Regions from separate parts of the Homo sapiens genome. Here region 2 is linked to region 1. Evidence: read pairs that join two places in POLR2A ChIA-PET (ENCODE). Cell type or tissue: PC-9. All regions are shown on one strand. Each heading gives the region's core, and the rest is flanking DNA. Links, peaks and the distances in the headings are about the cores only. Region 1 overlaps LOC124905991 (a long non-coding RNA gene). Region 2 overlaps LOC102723739 (a long non-coding RNA gene).

The links. ChIA-PET counts read pairs that join two places held together with the same protein. Peaks named below come from ENCODE experiments on the same cell type or tissue, not always from the same donor. Only the 100,000 strongest peaks of a DNase experiment are listed, where the experiment ranks them.
Region 2: POLR2A ChIA-PET joins it to region 1 with 9 read pairs; 2 of 35 experiments call an interaction of 5 or more read pairs at or near these places.

What each region holds. Positions count from the first base shown.
Region 1 is chr2:37,474,425-37,479,808 of GRCh38, forward strand. It overlaps LOC124905991 (a long non-coding RNA gene), which reads left to right. Exons shown (of 3, transcript XR_007086288.1): 3 at 1-4,515. Among named protein-coding and RNA genes, the nearest start is that of LINC03063, 85 kb to the right of the region's middle. In PC-9, for the core only: no CTCF peak of the experiment used is centred there; no DNase peak of the experiment used is centred there.
Region 2 is chr2:38,213,313-38,218,696 of GRCh38, forward strand. The region is part of intron 1 of LOC102723739 (a long non-coding RNA gene); the gene reads right to left. Among named protein-coding and RNA genes, the nearest start is that of CYP1B1-AS1, 85 kb to the left of the region's middle. In PC-9, for the core only: no CTCF peak of the experiment used is centred there; a DNase peak (open chromatin) is centred at 2,819; H3K27ac peaks cover 1,841 bases.

The DNA.
Region 1 (5,384 bases), core at 111-5,110:
TGCATAGCTCATGTAGGACAGGCCTTTCACATGCCATGGTGCATTACACTTTCAAGGCACCTTCACTTTCATAATCTCTTTTGCTCCTCCTGTCTTACAGATGTGATCATTGAAGGACTGAGAGCAGAAATATCTTTAAATTCCCAGAGCCAGTTAGCAGCAGGGCTAGGTCTGGTCCCCTTGGCCCCTGCTTTTTTGTATTGATTACCTCTCTTAGAAGATTGCATCTTACAAAAGGTCATTACCTTATCTAGGAAATGTTAACCTTAATTCCTACCTTGAATTAAAATTGGTTGGGGAGTTGGGGTGGGGAGTGAGGATTAGACTTAAGCACCTGCCTCCCAAGCTCTCTTCCCTGGGATAGTCTGAGCCACTTCTTGTCTTCTGGGTCCCAGTTTCTTATGTCCTTTCAGTGGGGTCTACAGATGGACTGGGAGTTGGCAAAATCAGCTGGTGCTTTGGGATTGATGATGCTTGGTTGCCTCTTCTTGAGCCAGTAGAGCCTGGGATACCTTTTATATGATGCAATGGGATTCACAGAAGCTACACTCAGTGCAAATGCCTTTGTCTTTTCAGAGAGCAGAAATTCTGGTGGGTACTCAGTTGGAGATTATCTCTGCTGTTTTATCTCCTTCCTGTTCTTTCCTCTTACATTGTCCCCCTTTTCCCATCAATGTTCACATTTCTGGCTTATCTAGAATATTATGTCTTTGCATATGTGGAACATTGGCTCAATAATGAGCACCCGTGCTTTTCAGATGGGTTTGGGGATTGTCAGCCACATAACCTCATCGCTGGTCTTATATAGATTCCCATGATATCATCTCTGGGTCCTGTGGGGGTAAATCTCAACTTATCAAACCAGTCTTGCTGGGTCATAGGCTCATTTACTTCATTACTCACTTCAACGCCCTTCTTTTGCTCTCATCTCTCCCCACTTTGGCCATATGTCATTCCATATCTCTGTGTTTCAGAAACTTAATTGCAAACTGAAATTGCATGGATTGGGTTTACTCAGTTTTATTATTACAATACTAAAAAATATTTATTAAGTGCTTAATTGTGCATGGTGATATATAAAAGGGGCTGACTTGATGATGTGCAAATAATAATAATCTCTTATATTTTATTACAGCTAATGCTATTATGTCCATTATCTCCTTTAGTGCACCAATTCCAGCTATTTGTGCCTTATACATTTGTCTAAGGAGGTGTGGGATACTCTTGGCACACTCGGAATACTGCTTGCCAGTAAGTCCGATCCCTAAGTCTTACGGCCAAAGGGGCTGTGCAAAGGACCTTGGGATCAATTTTAAGGCTTTTAACATTTCTCTGCCTCTGATTATTAGTTCAAACATGCATCATAGGGAATCAGATTGGAGGGAAGGGGCAATAGACATCCCCCCACAGTTTAGGACCATGAGAAGTTGAATTGGAGGCAGGGGAAAAAGTGTGGCCTTATTAAAGGTGTTGTTTAATATTCCAAGTTTGGGATCAGTGTCAAGTAGCCTCCAGTTAGACTCTTGCTGAACTCAAAAAGGGTTTCACTCACTAAAACTCTTTAGTGAGGTATTAATAAGTATGACACCACAAAAGGGATCCATGTCCAGAGAATTTAGAAAATGAGCCTTTCTCAACACACATTAGCATATTGATGGCTTGGAGAAATCCTTCAGCAAAGGAAACATTTTAAACCTGCCTTAACTCAGAGTTTCCTAAAAGTATTGGATCATGGAACCATTTGGAGGAGGAGCACCTGTGAACATCTGTGTATCCCAAGTTCTGGGAAGTGCTGAATTTGACTAAGTTTTGTAAGGGAGGAGATGTAATAACGAAAGAAACACACAGCCTTAGGGGTGGTTAAGGAGGAAATGAAGCAGTCAGGAGAAGGCAGAGGGACCCAACTGCAGGTGGTGGCTGAGGCCCTGCCCAGTGTTTTTGCCATGGGGAGGCATCTACTGTTCTGAGGTCTCCAGCCCTCGCTGTCTCACTGTGCATTGCCTTTTGGGAAGCATGGATTATTCTTTCTCCTGTCAAAACACACCTTCCATTTAGAAAGAAAGTCAGAAGTTTCTCGGATTGGGTCCTGGTAGATTCTGAATCTAGGATGAATGGCTTCAAACTTGAACTCCTGATTTTTTAGCTGCGCGTGTGACCAGAAAGCAAGGTGTTTGCTAGAACTTACATTGCTGACCCTTCACCTACTTTTAGAAACCCTTTTCACTTTTGCATGTTTTTCCCTGGAGGTTCGCTATCAGGCTGCTGCAAACTCATCAGATGACAGGTACCCAGAGCTGCTATTTCTGGAAGCTCTTGGCCATGTAAAAATACCAAAAATATTTTTTCCTTGTTAAAGTATAAGAACTAGTCTTAGTGAGATTTAAATCATATGTTGATTTTGCTTGGAAAACCCCCAATCTTTGGTCTGTGTTTTAGGATGGACTTTGAGGTTCAATTCCAGGGCTTTAGAATATGTTCTTTAGCAAATAACTTGATGTATTTGAATGGTGCTTCTAAATTTCTGAAACAGCACTAAAGGATGTTATTTTTTGGTGTGGCTGGGAATAAAAATACCCTGTTAAACTTTTGAACCATACATCCCTCTGCCTCAATAGTTGGGCAGATGTGGAGAGAAACTACTGCTTTTTTTTTTTTTTAACATTTGGAAGGCGGTATGTACCAAGTAAAGTTCCCTCCCAACATAGTTTTGCTTTATTTGAAGAAGTTTATTAGACAAGATTAGTCTTCAGGCAATAATAGAGATTCTTCAGGAACCAAATATTTACATTTTGAACTAGCTGTAGAAATGTTTAGTGATTCTTGTGAATTTAGCTTAGACACTGCTACCTATTGTATTGAATTCATGCTTTCCTCTTGGGAACGAAGTTTGAGGTAATCTATGAAATGTATACATAATTAAGGTAATGGAAGATATTTTGAAACTTAAAAATTATGGAATGATTTTTCCATTGACCAAGGTTTAGGAATGGTGTAGAAGAAATCTGAGGCTGGCTTTAAACTTCAGAATGCATTTTTGAGGAAAGAAGGACTCTTTGTTTTTATAAATATGTTTTAATTGAGTCATCTCTGGGACTCTGTTTGGAGGTTAGGTCTTCCAGGAAGGGGGATGAAACATTTTGTAGCTAAGGTCTATTCTGATTATCTTTGATTTGAATTCATTGCTTTTAATTTGTCTTTTCCCCCCATTATTTTTACATGGGTAAATGGAGAGTATTCTGGCTGTCAGTGCTTTGACATTTTTATTAGATAAATTTAAAAGGCATTTATTCAGGCCAATTCTGTATTCTCCAAAGCTTCAAATGAAAGAGTGCAATATCCCAGTCATGAAACACCTCAAGAAGGACTTATGTTTATCTTCTAAAATGAGGTTTCACTTGGTATATGTTTGGCTGACATATTGCAGTTCTAAAACTTGAGCAGACAAGCATTTTGAAGAGATTATTTCACCAATTGAAAAGTGATTATGTAACATCTGTGAACTCAGTGTGCATTTCAGGAAAAATGCTGTTGGCTTTGTCTTCATCCTCAAGTCATACATTAAGCCTTGAAACTCAGAAGTGTCCTCTGAGCTGTCATTAGTGACTCTTCAACTGTCCCTTCTCTTTTTTGTGTTTCAGCATAATGATTGCATATGAATGAAATTAGAATTTCATGTAGTATAGGTTTCAGTGAAAAACAATCCAATAACAGTATTCTAATCTCTCTCTTTTTGTTCAAGGACTAGTTTCTTTTGTTGTGTTCCTTCAAATCCAGAATTCTCAAATCTCCAGTACAAATGGCTATTATGCCTATAAAAAAGCAAGCTGATCTCAGATTCATGCAGACAATAGGCTTACTCTGGACAATTTTGTAAATGGTCTCATATTGTGTTATTTCTGTGTGATGATTTCCTGATATAGTGGTAATTTGGTGGGATTTCAGGGTTTTTAGACCGCTGTTTCACTCTAAGTCATTAAAACAACAAACAGGTTATGCTGGAGATAATTGGAAGATATTCCTAGTTAGCTTTTGGGGTGATGAAATGTTAAGGAGAAGTGTATTTCTGGTCCTCCTTTTTGTTGAAGGGATGAATGGATGGATGATAAACCAATCGAAAGACTCCCTGTCTACCAGAGCCAAGCTGTAGAGAATCTTACTTAATAAATCTGCTGATAATAAATTTGTATATACCAGTACTGCTAATTGGTCATGTACCATATATTTCTGTGCCTCAGATGTCCTTGCACTATTCCTGCTGCCTCATCTTAATCCAGACCCTCATTGTCTTATACCAAAGATAACTATAACAACTTTCTTGCTAGTCTCTGGCCTCCAACCTCTGGCTTCTTCCAGTTCACAGTGGGTCTAGCACTAGCTGAAAAATCTCCCCAAATGTCCTGTTACCTTTTGCAAGGACCTGCAATGGCTCCCCATTGTCGGCCTTATCATGTCGAAACGTCTTATTCTATGTAGTGATGTGAGCATACTTGTTCTCCTTCAGCCCAACTGAGTGTGGCCCTGCACTTATTTATTTATTTATTTCTATTTATTTATGTTTTGAGATAGGGTCTTTCTCCTTCTCCCCAGCTTGAGTGCATTGGTGCTATCTTGGCTCACTGCAACCTCTGCCTCCTGAGTTCAAGTGATTCTTGTACCTCAGCCTCCTGAGTAGCTGGGACTACAGGCACCTAGTTGACTAATTTTCATATTTTTAGTAGAGACGGGGTTTCGCCATGTTGGGCAGCTTGGTCTCGAACTCCAGGTCTCGAGTGATTTGCCTGCCTCAGCCTCCCAAAGTGCTGGGATTACAGGAATGCGCCACTGTGCCTGGCCCAGCCCTGAAATTTTATTTACACTCTTTTTTTTTTTTTTGATCAAGGTTTATCCATCAAACAATTTGACAATATGTAGTGGGTCTTAAAATTTCTCCTATTCCTGGGGAAATAGTTCTTAATATAGAAACAAGTTCAGTGTATAAAGATGGTCATTGCAGTTATTTATATAATTAAAAGTCACAAACAACCTAAATATTCAGCCAAGGAGAGTTAAGTGTGGCATAGCTTATAAAACTTAGACATTAAAAATGATGTGTACAATAAGTTTGTTAGCATAGGAAGTACATTCACACATCACTTAATGAAGGAGATATGTTCTGAGAAATGCATCATTAGGTGATTTCATTGATGTGTGAACATCATAGAGTGTACTTACACAAACCTAGATGTTACAGCCTACTATAAAGGTACACAACTCTATAGTACTCCCTATTGCTCCTAGGCTACAAACCTGTACAGCATATTACTGTACTCAGTTCTGTTGGTAACACAATGGTATGTATTTGTGTATCTAAACATAGAAAAGGTACAGTAAAAATAAGATATAAA
Region 2 (5,384 bases), core at 208-5,207, 740 kb after region 1:
TAGCCAGGCGTAGTAATCCCAGCTACTCAGGAGGCTAAGGCAGGAGAATTGCTTGAACCTGGGAGGCAGAGGTTGCAATGAGCCAAGATCACACCATTGCACTCCGCCTGGGTGACAGAGCAAGACTCTGTCTCAAACAAACAAAAAAAAAAAAAAAAAAGGAGGAATCCTTCTGGTGATGAAAATGTTACATATCTTAACTCTATCAATGTCAATATTCTGGATGTAGGATTATATTATCATTTTTAAAATGTTACCATTGGGAGAAACTGGGTACAGGACACACAAGATTTCTCTGTATTATTTCTTACAAGTGTTTATGAATCTATAATAGTTTCCAAATAAGAAGTTTTTTATGTATCACATTCCTTTTTATAGCAGACTCTTGACATTTGAGAATAATATGTCCAAACCTTCAAGAATCCTCAAATACTGGAAAGAGGGCATGTTTGCATAGGCTTTCTCTCACATCACACTTCCTGTAGCATCATGCATTTCCTGTACACATCCTCATACCACCTCATCACATTTCAGCTTTTACTGGTGCTTCCTCCTCCCTTTATGTTCGTTTTCCACAACACCATCCTCATTCCTCCAGAGCTACTAGACACAGAGAAAATCAAGAGCCTGGTGCTGCTGCAGGGAGCAGGTGCCAGGTCCCGGGCTGCTACAATCCGTGCCTCAGTAAAATGCCAAATTACCACCAAGCATGAGCCTCCAGGGAGGCTCCTGATCAGTGAGAACCACAGTGCTAAATCTAGAGATGCCAAAGGCATGCTGTATCACTCTCTTGATGATTATTTCTCATAAAAGAAAAACCAACATTAGTGCCTTTCCGCAATCAAAACCTCACCATAGCATCAGGACAAATGACATATGCTGGTGGCAACAGGAAATTTAAAAAAAAAAAAAGAATGAATCTTCCTATTGACTCAGACTGATGCGGAGTGGCAGACCTCAGCAGAGCAGGCTCAGAATGACAGCTTAGCAGACCTGGTGCAGTTATGCATGGTGCCTGGGTGGCTGTCACTGAAGGCCCTTTGAGTACCTCCCCAGATGAAGCCCCAGCTGGATGCCTGAGCTGTTTTTTTAACCCTAACAAGATCTGTCATTAAACCTTACTGGAGCCTGACTTTGCCTCTTTCCCTCCAGGCCTTTCTAGTGGTGGTCAAAGGTCACGTCATCCTTCAACACAGGCTTCTGGGCCCCCGGCTTTTGTTCCCCAGACCGCATAGTGATGATGGGCAAACAGCCTCTTGGCCCTTGGAAGACACACATGAAATCAACGAACCATGGTCCTTAACAAATGGGCCCCTTCAAGGCCAGCCAGCCAGCTACAACTACTTATGATATTTACAGCTTTCTGTCTGCACAGATTAAACCCAGGGAATGAAAAATGGACTCCTTAGTCTGGTAAACTTATGTCATTCCTTATTAAGACAAATTGAGAACAGAACTAGATTTTGTTGAGAAACAACTTCTGCTTCTAAAAACAATCTGGGGTGAGAATAGGAACATTTCTGGGGACAAGGACTTCTTATACAATATTACTGTTTGGTGACAGTGTTTTCTGGTAATTTCATAAACACACTGTGTTGTTTTCTAGCAACAGAATATATTTTGGCCAAGAACAATATTTATCACTTATTTGTTGTCAATTAGTGCTGTAAATAGACACCTTGTGAATGCATTCCTCAGCAAAGAATCAACATGAAAGCAATAAGACCTTGGCAGCCCAAGTTATCATCTTTTTGTTTGAAATGTGGACATTGTTTCTGAAGACACATCAGCACTTTGGATGCTGAGGCTGAGGGAAGTGTTATCTCATTATCTTTTCAATCTAAGAATCATACATCTAAGGGCAGTGAATTTTGGCTGGGTAACCCTTTTTCCAAAGAAAGCATATGCACGAGCTCAATGCGTTGATTTAAAACCAGAAGTGCTTTGATTCAAGTTAAGTAGGAGGCCAGAGCTTGGCCTGATCAGCAACTGTACCTGTCCATGCCCACGCCATCCCACAGCCCCCCACCCAAGAGCCTTCCTTGAAGAGGTTCTATAGAGCATAGCTTGAAAATCAGGTCTGTCAAATATGTCTGGAACTAGTTGCCAGAAGATCAGGGTGCCAGATGAACCTTCTGCAAAACGATGGAGCTTGGGGAACTGCCACAGTCCCACTGTGCCTGGTTTCCTTATCTAGTAAACACAACTCTCCTTTTCTGCTGGCCCCAAGGAGCTATAATGAGAATGACTATGGAATAGAGAGGAAAGTGTGTTGATAAGCCCATGTGTGGGGGTTATAGCTCATAATAGCTGTTATTTTAAACAACTTCATTGATGTAATTCACATACCATACAATTCACTCATTGAAAGTGTACAATTCAATGGTTTTAGTGTATTAACAGAGTTGTATGAACATCGCATTCAATATTAAAATGCTTTCATCACGCCAGAAAGAAACCCCATACTCATTGGCAGTCACTCCCCATTTCTCCCCAGCCCACACACAGCCCCAGGCAACCACCAATCTACCTTTTATCTGCACAGATTTGCTTATTCTAGATATTTTGTATAAATGGAATCATGTAATACATAATTCTTTGTAACAAATTTTTTAAATTTAGCATAATATTTTCAAGATTTATCACTATTTTATTTCCTTTTATTGCAAAATAATATTCCATTGCAGGGATACACCCCACTTTGTTTATCCATCTACCAGTCATGAACATTTGGGTTGTTTCCATATTTTGGCTGTGATGAATAATGCTGCTATGAATCTTCATGTACAAGGGTGTTTTTTTGTTTGTGTTTGTGTTTGTTTTTGTGGACATGTGTTCTTATTTATCTTGGGTGCAATACCTGGAAGTAGAACTGCTGAGTCATGCAGTAGCTCTGGGTTTAACCTTTTGAGGATTTACTAGGCTGTTTTCCAAAACTGTTGCACCATTTCCCATTCCCATCAGCAATGTATGAGGGTTCTAATTTCTCCACATCTTGATCAATATTTGCTATTACCCATCTTTTTGACCTGCCTTTTTGTACTCACCATGCTACTGAGTGCAAAGTAGTATCTCCTTGTGATTTTGATTTGCATTTTCCTGATGGCTAGTGATGTTCAGCATCTTTTCATGTGTTCATAATGGGTCTTTACTTTTTAAGATAATGGCAGGAAATTTAACAGAGAAAAGTATCAACATAGATAGAACTCCACAAGCACCAATCGTTTTCTATGTGTCAAATGTACTTCTCACTTGAAGACTGGAAAATATTTTTGCTTAAATTATGACAACTATCTGTCTCCTCCAGTATCCACCCCTCCTTCCCAAATCACCTAACGCCATTACTATGTTTCAAATTGGGCCAAACTCTAATGCAAGAAAGATGTTTTCTTCATTAATCTGAAAAACAAATGAGCTCCAAGACCTAGTCAGTAACTCACTTTCTCAACAAATGCCAACATACCAGATCATCCAAATGGCACAAGACTGCCACTCCTCACAACCCTGGAGGGCAGGATTCACATGGCAGTCTGTGTGCCTAGCATCCATGGGAGGCAGGCCCCCCACAACACACCTTTATTGGACTGCATCCCTGTGAGTAGTTCTTTGGTCAATCATGGGAGTGGTTTTGCACTGGCCCAATGGGCATCTACATGGTGGCCAGGTAGGGTGTAAGGGCAGAGTTAGACTGGCTTCATGGATCTGTTCTGTTTACCTAACCATTGATTTAACAGGCTTGCCTAGAGGAGTGGCCACCCCAACATCTACAGGAAGTACTTCCTCAGGCACAACCAGTTACTGATGACAGCTCTGTACAGTGGTTAGGAGCAAGAGCTGGCAATGACTCTTTGATCAAGGAGTCTTGATCAAAGCCCTTCCCCATCTTCTGCAAGCTCCATGATCTTACAAAGATTCCTTTATGCTTCTGGATCTTAGTTTCCTCCTCTGTGAAACAGTGTGATTAATAATACATCGCTCAAAGAGTTGTTGTGAAAATTAAGGCAACAATGTATATAAAACATTTAGCAGAGTGCTTAGTACATAGTAGGTCCACAGCTGGTGTTTTTATTATTTTTATTACCAGCAGTCCACTATTCACAAGGATTTCTGGCTTCCAAGTCTTCATATTAACTGTTCCCTTTGTCCAGAATGCTGTTTCATACACTTTTCCCAGTTAATTCCTACTAATCCTCTAACCTGGCTTACAGGGACCCCTCCTGGAACCCTCCCTTCCCTCTACTCCCAAGAGTAGGTGCCCCACATATGAGCTCACAAGCTCCAGATGGTCCATATCACCCTGTCTCCAATCGCCTGTGTGCTTGTCTGCACCAGCCAGCAGACACTGGGCTCCCGCAGTTGGTGGGAACTCCATCAATATTTGTCCTCGTTTTGCCGGTCCCTGAATCTGAGTAGCAGCCTCTTTGCCATCCTCAATGCCTCCTTCAAAGGAAAAGAATCTAATATTTTCTGAGTGTTCACCGTGTGCCAGTAATTTCCCTATGTTAGTTCATTAATTTGCCTAATAGAAGATTGGGTGAGGTAGGCATTTCCCTGTTTTTAGGATAAGGAATCAGTGGCTCAGGGGGTTAATTAACGGAATTAACTAACCACAGTTTGCCTAAGGTCTCACAGGCACAGGGCTGAGGCTGGCACCCAGAGTCAATGTTTTTGCAACACATCCCCAGAGTTTTGCCCTGTCTTATGATTCAGTCCCAATTAAGCTACAGGGATCCACAGGCTCACTCAACTACTTTCTCTCTCTCTCTCTTTCTTTCTTTCTTTCTTTCCTTCCTTCCTTCCTTTATTTTTCTTTCTTTCCTTCTTTCTTTCCTTCTTCCTTTCTTGCTCTCTTGCTTTCTCTTTTCTTTCTTTCTGTCTCTTTCTTTTTTATTTGACTTATAAGCTACAAACATTTATTTCTCATAGTCTGGAAGCTGGACGTCTGAGATCAGGGTGCCAGCAAAGTCGTGTCCTGGTGAGGGTGCTCCTCCAGGTCGCAGACTGCTACCTTCTCCCTGTGCCCTCATAGGGTGAAGGCACCTCAGCTACTTCTTGTTATCGGCCGCCTGAAAGAATACATTTTTTCCCCCGTATGCTTTATTATAAAAACACCCAATACTTTACTAAAATGTGCTCCTTCTGTCTAGCTGGTTTGGGATGTTTAGGAGGAGTCAGGGACAAATCCTCCCTGGGGGCCTTTCCCAGGGAGCGCTGAGGTCTGGTAGTCAGAGACGGGTCCTCTGGGGAATCAGAGATGAAGATGACAGAGGAAAGGTGGAGGTTTGGCAGGGAACAGCAGACAATGGCTGTGGTTGTGCCTCTGGCTGATGGTTTCCTGAGAGGCTTTGCAGTTTGAGCTGTTACACATCTGCTCTGGGTCAGTG